Regions from separate parts of the Mus musculus genome. Here region 2 is linked to region 1. A link is a loop called in an ENCODE intact Hi-C map of the cell type or tissue named here. Cell type or tissue: left cerebral cortex. All regions are shown on one strand.

Region 1 (8,000 bases):
TTCTCATGGATGCCGCATGTCCCTTCCCTACCTTCACCCAGGTGGCTATCGACTTCACTGCCTCCAATGGGGACCCAAGGAGCAGCCAGTCTCTGCACTGCCTCAGCCCCCGACAGCCCAACCACTACCTGCAGGCCTTGCGCACAGTGGGCGGTATCTGCCAGGACTATGACAGGTATGGGGTCCGGGTAGGATCAGGAAGGAAGGCTTTGCCCTGGGAGTTCCACGGCCTTTTCTTCTCTCCAGTGATAAGCGGTTCCCAGCTTTTGGCTTCGGAGCTCGAATCCCCCCAAACTTTGAGGTAGGCTGGGTCCAAGAGACAGGAGGCCTGCAGGGGAGACGTGGAGGAGACACCACTTCACTGTTCCCTTACTCTAACAGGTCTCCCATGACTTTGCTATCAACTTTGACCCAGAAAATCCTGAATGTGAAGGTAAGCTGGGAGAGCCCCACCAAGCTGCACCACCAGCCACAGGCGCTTGGACATCTCCGGCATCAGTACCACAGACTCTGCTCCCATGCGCTCAGCTCCTTGTCCTGGCCCTCCTCCCATCCAAAGCTGTCTTCATTTGGAAAGAGTTCCAGCCCTGTGACCCGGCATCTGTCCATTTACTTCTCCCAGCCCCAGGGACCATCTGACTCTCTCTCTCTCTCTTTCTCTCCCTCTCCTTAGTAAGGAGCTGGGAGCTATCAAGCCTAGAACAGAAATCACCATTCTGCTGTATCTGGAGTGCTCTCTGCCAGCTTCATCTCTTTTTCTGTGCCCACAGAGATCTCAGGGGTCATAGCCTCCTACCGCCGCTGCTTGCCTCAGATCCAGCTCTATGGTCCTACCAACGTGGCCCCTATCATCAACCGTGTGGCTGAACCAGCCCAGCGAGAGCAGAGCACCGGCCAAGCCACGGTGAGGGGGAAACACAGACAACCAGGGGCCGCCCGCCCTGCATGTCTTCAGATGGTGCCAGGGTCAGGACCCGGGTTTGGAAAGAGCATCAATGCCCTTTCATACAGAAACGTCCCATGTTCCCCCTCTGCTTGCCCTCAGAAGTATTCAGTACTGCTGGTGCTCACTGACGGTGTGGTGAGTGATATGGCAGAGACCCGAACAGCCATTGTGCGAGCCTCCCGCCTGCCCATGTCAATCATCATCGTGGGTGTGGGCAACGCTGACTTCTCTGACATGAGGCTACTGGACGGAGATGATGGTCCCCTGCGTTGCCCAAAGGGGGTACCTGCAGCCCGTGACATTGTCCAGTTTGTGCCCTTCAGGGACTTCAAGGACGTGAGTATTCCATAGTCTTTCCCAGGGCTTCTCAACAACTCGTGCCCCCAAAATCTGTCTTTCTTATCCTCCGCATGTCCTCCAAAGGTCACTGGAACCCACCATGCCCTCTGAAGTCCAGCTGCTTGCTCACTTGACCCAGCTGACCCATTCTCCTGCTCCTAACCAATCTCCTTTCCTTCCCAGGCTGCCCCCTCTGCACTAGCTAAGTGTGTCCTGGCAGAGGTGCCACGGCAGGTGGTAGAGTACTATGCCAGCCAAGGTATCAGTCCCGGGGCTCCCAGGCCCTCCACGCCAGCTATGACTCCCAGCCCTAGCCCATGACTGCCTCTCGACATAACCAACACCCCTTCAGTCTCTCAGTGAGTTCTGGGGGATACAAAAGGTGTTCAAAGCAGAGCTTCTGAATAGCCCATCTTGGCTGGCGTAATGCTGGTGGTGGTGTTTTTGCTGTCCTGCTCCTCTCAGGTGCCTGTGCTGACCTTGTGATTCCAGTGACCTGTGTCTCTGCATTTTGGACCAGTGGTGCCCTGCGGGTCCCGGAAGTGAGTGATGGGCCCTGGTCCCATCTCTCCAAGCCCGATATCCCTCAACTCTGAGGACCCTCAATAACTTCCTCCAGTGGTTGTGACTTTATGGATGTAAATAAAAGGAACCACTACCGAGTACCCCAGCCTCTACCCGTCATGCCTCAGATGTCCACTGGACAGTCCATCACTCCCACATACACCATAGACAACGGGGAGCCAACCTCTTTCCAGATCTGAACCACACCTCCCCAGCAGGCAGCTGTCTCTGCAGCCTCATCCCCAACTGTGTGCCAGTGGATCTAGGGACCCAACCCTCACCTCCCGAACCCAGGGGGGTCTAAACTCCATGTGTGTTAATGGCAGGAGATGGGGGAGGGTAATGAGGGGCTGTTGAGAGGGCAGGCTGATGCTTTCTTAGAGCTGTCTCCAGAGAGTCCCTGCTGAGTATCCCAGGGGCTGAGCCCCAGCCCCCACACAGCTGTGGGGCAGGCCACAAAGAGACTGTAGGGAAGTGAAGGGATGAAGCAGATCTGCTAATGAATTAGGAGCACGGAGAGGGTATCAGGTCTGGAAGGCCTGATTTTTTTTCTGGATGAGCCTTCATGCACCCGACCTTGCACAGATTTCAGGACATCTACTTGGGCACTCTCATGGATGACATCAGAAGCAGCAGCGAGAACTGTTCGCTAGCACACATCTGTAAATGTGTGTGCTGTGATAGCAAGTCATAACACAATCTCTCTGGTTTTCAAGCAGAATGAGGAAGGCTTGATTTTTTTTTTTTTAACTCTCCGAGGTCAGAAAAGAGCCAGCGCTGGAGCTGCCTAGCCAGAACACCACAGTCTTCATCACTCTGGCATGAAACCTTTGCTTGTGCGAATACATAGGGCCTAGATGTGCCAGCTGGAGACCAGGCATATGTGTACTGAGGTCCGGTTGGTGGGCATTAGTGTCTGAGAAGAGGGTCTCTGCTGTTGCATACCATGCACATAAGAAAGGGGTGCAAGAAAATCAATGGGACCAGACTGAAGCTCAGAAGGACAGAGGAGGACACAACAGAAACTCAGAGTGAGGGAAAGGAGGGTGTTATGCCTGTGATTCCCGCACTCAGAAAGTGAAAGAATGGCCAGGCATAGTGGTGGTATACACCTTTAATCCCAGCAGACGAGGCAGAGGTAGATAGATCTCTATGGGTTCAAGGTCAGCCTGATCTACAAGTGAGTTCCAGACCAGCGAGGACTATACAGTGGGGCCCTGTCACAAAAATAAAAAATAAAATTTAAAATAAAAAAAAAAAAGGATCCCGAATTGGAGGGTAGCCTGGGCTACAGAACAGAAAAGAAGAGAGGACACAAAGCACGGAAGAAGAGCTGAGATCCTGGCTGGCTCACTCTGTCCCAGCCTCTCCTTTCAGTGAAGGATGTAAAAGAGGAAGATGCTGTGTGTCCTCATTGAGAAGAACCCAGAGCAGAGAGAAAGGTCACTGGTCAAAGAGAGAGAAGGGAGAGAAAAGTACAGGGGGCTAGAGCGAAGGACTCCTGTTCCGTTCTCCTGCGAGAAGGATGAGCTAGGCCAGCGGGTGGGGGGGGGGGGGGACAAGAAATGTGATGGGAAGAGAAGAGACAGCTGGTCAGGGGGTGGGGAGTGGGGGCAGAAAGGAAGAAAGACATATGGGAGCCACTTCCCCCACACAGGACTGCTTCTCCCATTTATTATGCCCCTTAGAGGACAGATGACAGTAGCTGATGAGGTGGCTACTCCCAACTCAAAGCTTCTGCTCTGCCCAAAGGCCCTCCCCATATGTTGCTGAACTGGAGGGCTGGGTTACCATGGCAACTGTGAGACCTGGAGGACAGCTACAGACAGGCCTAGCTAGGGCCACTGCTGCTCCTGGGTGGTTTGGGTTGTGGTAGTGGCGGTGGTGGGTGGGAAGGCTCCATCTGGACCGTTCCTCCACCTCCTCCAATCCACTTGCATTGGTCTTCTAGAACTGAGATGTGCACTGCTCGGCTCCAAAAAGGGTCTCTTTCTGCACAGATTAGGCAAACAATCAACTGCTGAGCTACAACAGTAGACCCGTTCCGCCCCCCCCCCAAAAAAAAACAACTTCTTCTCCCCCTTCCTCCCCATCTCTCTCTCTCAGCAAACACACAAAACAGTTACCCAACACAGTGATATAGAATTACCTCTTTTTAAATTGCAAGGACACTGAGCCAATAACATTAGTTTTTCTTGAACTTGAGGTTTAATTCACAAAAAGTCACAGTCTCTCGGCTCCCTGTTATCCTGTGAGGTCTCACTTCAGCTCTGAGAGGCAGGAGGTAGCAAGGGCACCTTCTGCAGTTTGGAGGCCAGCGAAGCCTAGAGGGGGCCACTTAGGCAGTACAAGTGAGCGTCCCCAGAGCAGGCATGCTGTGTATCTATTGCCTAAGCTACAGCCTGGAAGATGAGACAGAACAGGATGTCCCTTTGGTACAGTCCTCTTGGGCCCTCTTGAGGAGACCATTAGACCTGCCAAAACTAAAACAGTGTCGGAAGTCATCCAGTTCAAATGAGAGAAACCTTGTGACAATTGCTTTGCTTAAGGTGACAGACATACAGCCTGTGTGACACAGTTGAGACTACTGCCCAGGTCGTCAGGCTCCCATCCAGGGCACTTGTTCTGCTGCTTTGGACTCTAAAGGCCACTGGGTTGAGCAGAGAAGAACATTTTGAGTTGACCTATTACTGTTTGTTTAGGGAAATTGAAATCCTGACAGTCCAGTAGTCGTAAAATGGAGAGTCCAAAGATTCGGTGAAAATGCAGCTTCATTGTTAATTACAGCATTAATGCACTACAGATTGAAAACCTTGAATTAAGAACTATATGGATAGGAGGGAAGCTGCACCCTCCTTCTCCTCCTCCTCCTCCCCTCCTCCTCCTCCTCCTCCTCCTCCTCCTCCTCCTCCTCTTCCTCCTCCCATTCAGCATGCCACCTGCCCATCCTCCACACCTCCACCCTCAGTACAGGCACTAGCTCCTACAGAATTCAGTGCCCTACTAAATCATGAAGAGTCGTGACCTGCAAAAGGGAAGGGAACTCATCTCCAGCAAAGGACCAGCATCTAACCTCTAGCATGCCACGATGCTCAGAAGTTTGGGGATATTTGTATAGACATACACAAAACCACAGGTAGCGATTTGGTTAGTGGTACTACCTCTCCTGTATAGCGCCATCTACCCAGCCACCTCCAAACCGCCACACCCCCTGCCCTAGAGGCTCAGAGGAAGAGGTGTGTGTGGTCGTCGGACCCAGGGCCGCCGGAGGTCAGCCGGTCACAGCGGGCCTTATAGAGGTCGCGCTCGCGAGCCAGGCGTGCCACCTCGGCCCGCAGGGCATCCAGCTGGGCGGCCAGGCGAGCGCGCTCTGCCTCCAGCCCGCGCCGCTGTTGCAGCCGCTTGGAGCGACAAGCCTGAGCGTAGCCGCGGTTCTTGAGCGTGCGGCGCCTCTGCTTCAGCCGCAGAGCCTCGTCGCGCCCGCAGCCCCGCAGCTGCCGGTTCAACTCGCGCACAGACATCGAGACCAGCGCGGCGTCCGAAAATCTCTCGGGCAGCTGCGGAGGAAGAGTGCAGGGACCAGATTGGTACGGGTGTCACCCGGCTACACACTCGGGTCCCCATGACAGTCAAGGAGCCCTTAATAAAGCCCTCTAGGCTCCACCCTCACCTGCTGTATACTGTTCTTCCTGCAAACCTCACCCCAGATTCTATCACACCTGGACCATGGGGCTACGCTGCCACCCCCGTCCTCCATCCCCCATCCCCAAGGCTTCCACGTCCCTTGGTCCTTCTGCAAGTGTCACAGTGTGGGCTCCGCCCCTCCCCTCTCTGGCAAACCAATCATGCCTCTGGACGCTGCGTACCCTTCAGTTGTCTGCAGTGTCCCGGGAGTAACCGCGCCCAGACAGATCCCGCCCTTGCCACACACGTTTCCTTGTCCTGAACACCACAACCCAGTGACCCTCAAGGATTTGGATTACATCCTAAAGCCCTCAACACCCCCATCTGTGTCTATAATTAATAGGATGAGTCCCAATCCCATCTGAGAAGGTTAGGCGCTGGGGAAGACTCAGAGCCTTGAAAAAGCCAACGTCAACCACAGCCTTTACCCAGTTAGGTTCCAAACATCGTTTATCTATTTGCTTCCACAAAATCGCTCACACCACCACCACCACCACGCTCTTATATTCTAAACCCCTTTCCCTCTGAAGCCCTTTCGAAACTTGTTTTGTTTTGGTTTATTTTTTGACCTGATCTCACTACGTAGTCATGGCTAGCCAGCCAGGAACACTATTTAGACAAGGCTGAACTCACAGAAACCTTCCTGCGTCGGCCTCCCAAATGCTGGGATTAAAGCCCTGAACCACAGCTCTCCACTCCTTCCTAATCTTGTCTCTCTGTCCTCCATGATTCAACCATTTCCTACCATTCTGAAAAAGCGATCTAGCCAGGCAGTGATGGCGCATGCCTTTAATCCCAGCACTCGGGAGGCAGAGGCAGGCGAATTTCTGAGGTTGAGGCCAGCCTGGTCTACAGAGTAAATTCCAGGACAGCCAGGACTACACGGAGAAACCCTGTCTGAAAAAAGAAAAAGAAAAAAATAAAAGAAAAGGCGATCTAGTTTCTCTGATTTTTCTCAAGGACCTTGTTCTGTCTCTTTCCAGTTCATAATTCTCTCCAGGACTTATCCTTCCTCTTTTGGCTGGCCTCCTTCCTTAGGGTCTCCCTCCCCTCAGACTAACCTGGTCACTCACCTGGACATGCTGGGCTCCTGTCTCTCCCGGGCTCCCTGAATAGTAGCCAAGAGGCCCTTCCATAGAGACAGGACCCTGGTTCTGCAGCAGCTCCACAGCTTCGTCGGGACTCAGCCCGAGAACCTCATCCGACCCCAGCTGCTGCTGCAGGGTGGCCAGCCAATATAGCTCCTCCAGGCCTGGCCTAGGGGCCTCGCCACCACCCACCATGCCTGGCTCACTGAAGGTGGGTGAAGGAGGCACCGAGCTGTATGGTGTGGAGCCCAACGAGGCTGTGGGGACTCCAGATCGGCCCTCAGAAGGCTCCCGCTTTATTTCGAACTTCATCAAATCAAAGTCATTAACATATTCCATAGCCAAGGGACTGGGAGGGAAAGCCATTCTGGGACTGAGCAGAGAGAGGTGTTCCTGCAAGAAAGAGGGAAGGTGTAGAACACTGAGAGGCTGTCTGCCATCCTTCCCACCCCTTTCACTGTAACCCCACCCCCACCCACACCTCCCCAGGACCCAATTTCCCTGGAACTAGTGATCTGGGATTCCAGAGTACAGATCCAGCCCCTCTTCCCTGAACAGCTACTTCCAGGCAGTTCCTAACAGGCAACAAGAAACTGAAGATCTGAAGGACAGAATGACAACACAGCCTTTGGTGTGTTGACAGTACCCTTTGGTGCCTCTGGGATTCATGAAAAACAACAACAACATGGTAGTGCTCCCGACCCTGGTGCTGGGACACGCTGAGAAGCTCTGTCATCTCCAGAGGCACCATTCCATCTACAAGCAATTAAAGTTTCTGCTTAATTAACTCTGTGTGTGTGTGCGTTTGCGTGTGTGTGTTAGGACGATGGAAAGACACTGTGCTGTGAATTTTAGGATGTAAGGTAGTTGTGCTGCTATTGTTATCTCTCAAAGCCTTCAGGGGAGTGTCAGCTACTCATTTGCTCTATGGGTTAGTCATAGACAAATCTCTTCTAAAGAGACTTTCCATGGGAAAAGAAAGGTTCTAGGAAGACCAGGACCAATGGCCTCTCTTCTTGGGGACAGTCTCTCCAATGAGAGAGCATGAAGACAGACCGTCTTTGTTTTAGAACCTGTTGTGTTAAGCGAGTCTGAGCAGATGATCTTGGCTATCTGGTCCTTCTGTTCACTGTGGGCTTTCAAACTCCCCCCAAAGAGTGTTCTGTGGAAGACCAATTCTGAGAAGTACCCTAAAAGGAGAGGTCTATACCCACAATTTTAGTAAAGGCTGCCTCTCAGCCCCATCTTTTGCAGAGACACAAGCTCAAAAGTATATCACCCCCAAGAAGCCCTCAAGTAAACCATGATTCAACAGAGTGTGCTAAATCTATGACACTGAGGAACTCTCTTTCCAGCCAAGGAACACCTTGAGCGTTCAC
Region 2 (8,000 bases), 400 kb before region 1:
CACTTAGACCAGTCTAGATTTCCTGGAAGGAAAAGTTTTCATCTTGCTTTTGTTTGGCTTCTGTTATCACATTCTTCTCCTCTGTTCCTGTCCCTGCCTCCCCCAACTCCAACACATCTCTGAGATCTACAAGTCCCTCTTTCTCAAACTCACATAGACTAGACTGGCTTCAAACGCACTATGTAGCCAAGACTCCTTTTTTTTTTTTTTGCCTCTATTTTCCAAGTGTTGGGGCTAAAGGCGAGCTGCTATGTCCAGCTTAGAGCTGGAATAAGAGAAGTGCTCTCTCCTCTCTCTCTCTCTCTGTCTCTCTCTCTGGCTCTCTCTCTGTCTCTCTCTCTCCATATGATTCCCTTCCCTACCAGTGCATGCCCTGACACCCAGTGTAGATGTTAGCTTCTCACATTACACCTGTGTAGAGCCTCAGCCTCCTTCTGTGCCCCGCTTTTTTTCCTAGCCTGCTCCCTGTGCTCAGTTCACTTTAAAGGATGCTTGTCCTTGCTCCATTACCGTTTCTCAGTTCTTTTTTTTTTCAGATGCTTCCTCAATCCTCCTCCCGTTTCAACACCCTCTGCTATTAGGTGGTTTAGAATCATCCAATTGCTTTTATAATCCAGACTGAAGTCAGGCACAAAGGAGCAGAAACAATCAGGTGCATTTGCTATGGTCTGACTGGATTAAGACTCATGGCTCCTTTTGGACATGGGCTTTTTTTTTTTTTTAAATCCATTTAAGAAAGGCAGTTTGTAACTGGTGGTTGGTGAGATCCACTGTAATTTTTGGTGAACTTCCTATTGTATACCTTGGACATATGGACAGCCCTCTTCCTTCATAGCTGGTGTGTTAAGTGCTTTAAAGCTTACTTGGCGGGACATCAGATAACCCTGTTGTACTAAGGGTTTTTATAACGTTTATGACTAACCCTGACCTGGAATTGAGCTGGGTTCTGAACAGATCTGAGCTTCACTCTTCGGTTGCACTGAGTTCTGTTGATGGCCACAAAAGCCTGTGGCTTTAGACATTGAGGATGTGGATTATTAAGTCTAAGCAGTAGATTTGGTATGTGCTCAGGCATCAGGCTGGACTCAAGCTACCTGGTGGATGCACCTGCTGCTGAGGCTCTGCTGTTTCCATGGCAGCCAACAGCCAATCAGGGTTGCCAAGCCTGTTGCTGGGGAGACCAGCCAGCATCTTCTTCCCACTGCCTGATCTTCTAGTTAGTGAGATCAGTATTCCCCCCACCCCCTGCACATGCCTCCACCCTATCTAGCCCAAAACGTTCCATGATGCTCTGATCTCCCTCTGCCCTGGCTTAAGGCCTAGATTCTAGGATCCATACAGCCAGACACAACTACAGACACATTCTCTGGCCCAGTCATCTACTCAGGATTTGACATGGTCATACTTAAGCATATTCACACATGGGCACGTATACAACAACTTGCCCATCGTGCAAGTTCTTGACTCATATTTAGGCCTATCCTCATGCCCTCTGAAGTACCCTCAACCCTCATTACCTCACTAAAGAGCACAATACGTAAACATTCAAATGTGTGAATTCCATAAAGCAAGGGTCCTTGACTCTCATTCCAAACCAATTTTGGCTATTTTTAGATCTGTGCTATCTCACAGAACTATTACGCACTTAAAATGTGGCTGCTCTCAACCAGAAATGATATAAGTGAAAAAACTACATGCAACATTTTAAAGAATCCAGAAGGAATGCAAATTACATTGCTGTTTGAAAGGATAAAAATTTTGGAAATATGGCTTAAATAATAATATGTTATTAAAAATCATTTTACTTGTTACTTAAATTTTTTTCCTGATACAGGGTTTCTCTGTGTAGTCCTTGCTATCTTGAAAGTAGCCCTGAAGACTAGGCTGGCCTCGAACTCAAGAGATCTGCTTGCCTCTGCCTCCTGAATGCTGGGATTAAAGGCGTGTGCCACCGCGCCGGGCCCCACACCTGTCTTGTAGTCTTTCTGGACTTTACTGCTTTAGCTAACAAGACTCTGATGCGTGGAAATGTAATCTTATTTACTGAAAGACAAATCTTCTTTAGAGGCAAGACTCCTCCCTTCAGATCTGAGTAAAAGAAGCCAGAGCAGGCAAAGTGGGTAGAGAATAGATTTCAGCTGTAAAAACCAGACCTCCTCAAAAGCTAGAAATAGACTACAGCCAAGGCTGAAATAAAGTCAGGCTGGAAACTAGTGAGGAAAGGTCTATAGTGTTTTGTCCAGGATGGAAGCTAGTAGTCTGAGGCCTGAAGGCTGAATGAGCTAAGCAAGAAGACCAGGGCAACCAAGAGGTTTCAGGGCCTGTACAAAGCAGCGTTCACTGTGCCAGTCACGCACCAAGGAGTCTATAGGTGCACATATTCACACAATAGACTGTGGCATTGTCTTACTACCCCGCCCCCCGCCCCAACACTCAGCCACCCACGGTTACACCCACACCCACCTATAGCCTCAGTTTTAAACACCCTCAGTCCTAGGGCTACAACTATCTGGACACAGGCCTGCTCATGTTTCCCCAATAGGCTGTAGAGCTTGGGTCTTGGTTCTCTCTTAAGTGTGGTTAGTACCCAGAGGAACCTCTCCTCTCAACCCAAGTTGGATCTGTGCACCAGATGCCCACCTGGCAGCCGCAATTTCCTGGCGCTGGCGGGCAGCACTCACAGCTCGACGGGCACCTTCGACAGCCCTGTCCACTTTCTCCTTGACTTTGCCCCGTCTAAGGGCCAGAGGCAGGAGGCTGCGGACACGTCCCCCGTGTACCAGCCGGTTACGCTTGTACTTGCCCTCCTCACGGGAGCCATCGGGCCGGGTGGTGCGCCCGTATCCGTGGCGTCGGTTGCCCAGCCACTCGCCTTCGTAGCGCAGCCCGTTGGATCTCTGGCTCACTCCATAGCCACTGCGCCGGTCCGCACGCCACTCACCGGCGTACACCTCAGTGGCTGAGCCCTCGATGAGGGCAGGTGGAGCTGGGATTGGGGGCCCGCTGGCCTCGGAGCCCGGGGGTCCTGTACTGCCCACTTCGCTGCTCACCTCGCTGCGTAGAGATCCCCTCTTGCTGCCCAGGGAGCTGCGGCGCCCACCAGCCCGGAGCCCGCTGAGCAGCAGTGAACGGCGGAAGAATCCACCTGCTGCTGGGGTGCGCTTACGGGAAGACGCCCCGTCGGCGTCCCCTGGCCCCGCCAGCACGAAGCCGCCTCGGGAGCCGGAGGCTGGGCTGCCTCCTTCATCTCCTGGTAGGGGTAGGGGTGGAGGCGGCGTCGGGGGGTCGCTGTGGCCGGAGTCCAGGGAGGTGCGGCGGGGTGAGCGCAGAAGCGCCGCCTGGTGGTAGGGTACACTTTGGCGCACCCCGTAGCCGTGGCGTTTCCCGGCTTGCCACTGGCCTTGGTAAGTGCCTGTGGGTGTATAGGAGTGAAAGAGTCAGAACATTTCAGTGGGCTCCCAAACCCACTAATTCGTAGCCCCAAAGCCCTTGGAAGCTCAAGTGACAGGTGGAAGCAGGGAGTGCGGAGGTCTGGGAAAGAACAGGCCAGGCTTCGTTGGAAGGTGTGGAAGAGCAGATGAAAACAACTAGAGTAGCATAAACACGTGGATTTTGGCAATGTCAGTGGACTGGGGAAAGGCAGAGAAACGGGCAGGCTGGAGTATATGAAGGACAGGTGGCTCAGAGACCGTGATGCTCAAGCTGACAGGTGGCAGTGTGTAAAAAAGGCACGTGACAGGCAAGCAGGACAGCAGGCTACAAGCTGACTTGAAGATTACAGGTTAAGTGGCGAGGGGTCAGGCAGGTGGAAAGGGCAGGCAGGTTGGAATGAGAGAGAAGCAGGAAGAAAAACTGTCAAATGAGTTTGTTATGAGTATGGTGGTGGTGGTTGTGGTGGTGGGAGAGGCAGGAAGATGGAGGTTGGGGTCCTGAGCTGGGGGATGGTGTGAGGGACGGACGGCAATACTGGAAACAGAAGGCTGGCGCACCGCACGCATATGGCTGGGGAAGGAGGATGGAGGATGGGAATAGCAGGGCGTGGAAGGCGGAAGGCTGGGGAAGCACACGCGCCCCAGGCCGACGGGAGGCGCACGCGGACGGGCAGACAGTAGTGGGCCGGGCCCCGCACCTCCATCCGAGTAGGTCTCGGTGCCGTAGCCGTCCTGGAAGCCGTCCTTCCAGAGCCCGGCGTAGCGCAGGCCGGACACGCTCTCCCATACGCCGCTGCGCCCCTTCAGCCCGCCCAGCCACTCGCCGCGGTAGGTCCAGCGGCTCTTGCGCTCCACGCCCAGCCCTTCGCGCTTGCCCTGCTGCCAGTGGCCCTGGTAACTGTGTCCGCCGGGCCCCGTGAAGACACCCAGCGACTCGAAGCCGTGAGCCCAGCAGCCGCTGTACTCTCCCTGGGCGCCGGGCCCGGTGCACACGCCGTAGCCATGTGCCCGCCCCGCCTCCCAGCCCCCCACGTAGCAGCCCCCGTCGTCAAAGTCGAACTTGCCCCCGGGGGACATGCATGTAGTTGGCGCGGCCTCAGCCCCCCGGCAGCTCAGCGCATCATGGGGCTGGAGAGCCGGCTGGGGGCCTGGGGGCCGGGCGAGGCTTGGGGGCGGGGGCAGTTAGACCGGGGCTGGGCGGAGGGGCCCCAGCGCGGGCAGGCAGGGCCGGACCCTCATCCTGAGTGGCTGCGGAGAAAGAGGGGTGCAAGTGGAGAGCGAGGCAAGTGGAAAGCGAGGTCCCCTTCTTTGCCAGCCGCTCCCCTGCCGGTAGCTTTAGGGCATCAGCACCGCCCTCCAGCCCTCCTCCCATCCCCCCTAGGCAGCATCTTTTAGCAGCTCCCAAGCGGTGAGGGCAAGGGGGCTTTCCCATCCCTCCCAACTTGTAGAGGGCGCCTCCCGGGACTTGGGGTCCCAGCGCTGATCCCGAGTCCTACTTTTCCAACCCAGAACCCCAGAGTGTGGAGCGTGGATGGCAGTTGGAGGTGGGGGACCTGGGAGGGGCCAGGGCAGGGTCTTCCGACACCTGCTTTCCTGGCGATTTGGACCCCTCTGCCTGGATTCTTTGGCTCCGCTAGCAAACCCGGGTGCGGGGGAGGCAAGGGGGTAAAAATGTAGCTAGCTAGAAAGCCGGCCCCAGGTGGGCCGATGGTAGAATGGGGATGTTGGGGGTGGGGTGGGGGATGAGGGTAGGGATGGGCAGACTGGCGAAAGGGAGGGGACAGGTTACTCACCATGTGTGCTGGGGCTCAGGCTGCCTCCCAGGCGCAGTTTCCATGGCAGGGTCCCTCCACTCACACCTCACCAGGACAAGCCAAGCCCCCTTCCCTTCCGGAGAGACTGCTACAACCCAGAGAAGGAAGGTGGGGGAGCTATGGGAGAGTCCCTTTTCCTCGGCTGAAGGTGCAGGCTAGTGTGGGGGGTGAGGTAGTGGCAGGGTGGAGGGGATGAGAATAAGTGTAGGGGGAAAAAAATCTGTCTTGAACGGAGACAGCGAAGAGGAGCTGGGGGCTGGATGGGAAAGGGGAGGGGGCTATCAAGAAGGGGTGTTTTTATTTTTTTCTTCTTATGGTTGGGAGAGGAAAAAAAAAATCAAAATTCCAATTCCATCCCAGCACAAATCAATGTTTGCTCCAAACCCAGCATCAAGGGGGAGGCTGGGCCAGGCAGATTTAAAGGGGCAGAGAGAAGCGGAGAGGAGAGGGTGGGGAGAGAGTCAGTGGCAGTGGGGGTGGTGCGAGGATGCTCAGGCAGAAAAAAAGGGGGTTCGCTACCCCTGAGGTGAGGGAGAAGGCAGGCGGAGAGGAGAATGGAAGGCTCAGAGACCCCCACGGTGGAAAGAAACCGTGGCATGCAGGCAGGGAGTGGAGTGAGGTGGAGGGAGGGGAGGGGAGAGGAGCTAGGGGGAGGAGTCTTAAGATGGGGAGGCAGGGGGAGGCCAGAGCCAGGCGGGGGAGGAGAGATGCTGGGGAGACCGGGAGTGCGAGAGGAATACAAAGAATGAGGTGCAGGGGTGAGAGCTATGGCAGGGGGAGATATAGCCGGCATGGGAGATGGCGAGGGAGACCCATTCCAGGACTCTTGAGAGATAGCTAGGGAGAGAAGTCAAGGGTGGAGGGAAGGAGGGGAGCAGAATCACATAGGGAGAAGAAGAGAGCGAAATAAGGCTCGCGACGAGCGGGAGAAAGCTCTGCAGAGAAAGGGCAGGCATGAGAATAGAAATCCCGGCAGGAAGAGCCCACATGGAGACAGGAGGTCCGGAAGTGGTGTTTATGAGGACCCTGGGGAGAGGGATGAACCTGCCAGCTGCTTGGCCGGAAGCCAGGAGGCATTTGAACGTGGATACCTCTGCCCATTCAGCTCAAACTCCTCCACCAGACAGCGCCCACCCTGTCACAGTTTTAGAGGTAGCTTGAGATGGGGCCCTGTCTGGAGGCCCCACTAAGCTAATGCACACAATATTCCGCGGACACCAACAGTTTGTCTAGGATGGGCCCTCTGAAGGGAGTGTTGGTATGTTCATTAAGGGGGCTCAAATTTGAGGAGGCCACCAAGATCTTAGGGCTCTGGAGTCTTCTCTTTCACAACACAGCAAATTACACAAGTTTGCTTGAGCAGGCTTTTGCTGTGGCCCCTTAAGCCCATCATCGACCTCTTCGAGTCCACTCTCCAGATTGACAGCACAAGTAGACCACACAGGTATTCACGTACTGCATTCCCTCCCTTCTCAGCTTCCTCTGGCCTGCCCCTGCGTGTTTACAGGGAAGGAGGCACCAGTGTGCTCAATTGCCTTTCTTTCCCCATAGGACCTAGTCCCCGCTGCCCACCCCTCATCCCCACACCTGATTTAAAGAGATCCAGAGCCCCGAGGGGGAAGTCATTCACCAAGGGGCACACTGGCAAAGTTGGCAAAGCTAGAAGTAGAACACTAAACGCAGACTTTTATTTTTGTTGGTGTTGGGAACGGAATTCTGGTTCTTGGGATAAAGCGCGTGCTCTATCACTGGGCTCTAGCTGGCAGCTTGGTGTCTTTCGAGCCCTTCAGTTCTTCCAGATGTCTGTGCTTGGGAGCATCCCCTAAAGTCAGGGTTACATTGGGTACTTTGGTAAAATAAAGAGTATGAAGATCGAAATAAACAGGGATTTCTCTTGTACACACACACACAGGCACATGTGTGTGCATACTACACACTATGTATATATTAGTGGGGTGGTGGTGTGTGCATGTGTCAGAGAGAGAGAGAGAGAGAGAGAGAGAGAGAGAGAGAGAGAGAGATATCAGAGGAAGTCCTTGTCTTCTGTCTTGTTGAGATAGCTCTTGTCTCCTCTGTGTAATGTACTCCAGGCTAGTTGGCCTGATCCTCTTGTGGACTCCCATCTTTCCTTAGGAGTGCTAGGCTTAGATGTGGGCCACTGCATCTGGCTTCTCACCTAGGATCCATGGATTGAGCTCAGGCTGTAGGCTTGTGTGTCTGCTGAGCTATATCCCTAAATCACATTGTGTTTTTCTAGAAGTTTCTCCAGGGCAGAGACTACTCTTTTTTTTTTTTTTTTTTTTAAAACAGGGTCTCATTATGTTCCCCAGGCTCCTCCTTCATCCTCCCCGAGTGCTGGGATTACAGGCACAGCCACCTTAACATCATACTCAGCAGGGAACCACATATTTAAAGCACTTTTGAGAACAAAGCAGGGTAGCCATCAGGTACTGGGGATGTGTAGCTTAGTAGGAGAGCATGTGCCTAGGATGTGCAAGGCCCCCAGTTCAATCTCCAGTACCAAAACCAACCATCACCAACAAAAATCCCAGAGTCCATTTGGGGTCCACTTAATACAGGATAGTTGGTTCATATATTCATTCATTCATTTCTCATTAGACATCTACATCTTTACTGGTGAAGTCCTGAGAAAGTCTTGTAATATATGGGACACACAGCCCTGGCTGTGCTCCTCCCCCATTTCTCTGAGGGAGCTAGCCTTTTGGCCTGTCCCTAATGGTTGCTACAGTCATCT

What was found. A loop is a pair of places that touch in the nucleus more often than their neighbours do. Peaks named below come from ENCODE experiments on the same cell type or tissue, not always from the same donor. Only the 100,000 strongest peaks of a DNase experiment are listed, where the experiment ranks them.
Region 2: it touches region 1 in a loop (2.5-fold over the local background); 2 of 42 quality-filtered maps call a loop at or near these places.

The regions. Positions count from the first base shown.
Region 1 is chr14:55,515,482-55,523,481 of GRCm38, forward strand. Cpne6 (copine VI) reads left to right here. Exons shown (of 17, transcript NM_001360193.1): 11 at 42-175; 12 at 247-301; 13 at 382-433; 14 at 771-904; 15 at 1,046-1,282; 16 at 1,469-1,644; 17 at 1,751-1,954. The coding sequence ends at 1,606. It overlaps Nrl (neural retina leucine zipper gene), which reads right to left. Exons shown (of 3, transcript NM_008736.3): 2 at 6,607-7,014; 3 at 3,497-5,406. The coding sequence starts at 6,987. The coding sequence ends at 5,074. Among named protein-coding and RNA genes, the nearest start is that of Nrl, 4.8 kb to the right of the region's middle. In left cerebral cortex, CTCF peaks have their summits at 4,305, 5,105 and 5,309; DNase peaks (open chromatin) are centred at 3,633, 4,297, 5,066, 5,241 and 2 more places; H3K4me3 peaks cover 795 bases; H3K27ac peaks cover 2,201 bases.
Region 2 is chr14:55,110,767-55,118,766 of GRCm38, forward strand. It overlaps Jph4 (junctophilin 4), which reads right to left and starts at 6,169. Exons shown (of 6, transcript NM_177049.5): 1 at 5,225-6,169; 2 at 4,130-4,679; 3 at 2,641-3,412. The coding sequence starts at 4,508. In left cerebral cortex, CTCF peaks have their summits at 3,353 (motif pointing left), 4,085 and 4,746; DNase peaks (open chromatin) are centred at 577, 1,167, 2,123, 2,915 and 7 more places; H3K4me3 peaks cover 4,503 bases; H3K27ac peaks cover 7,697 bases.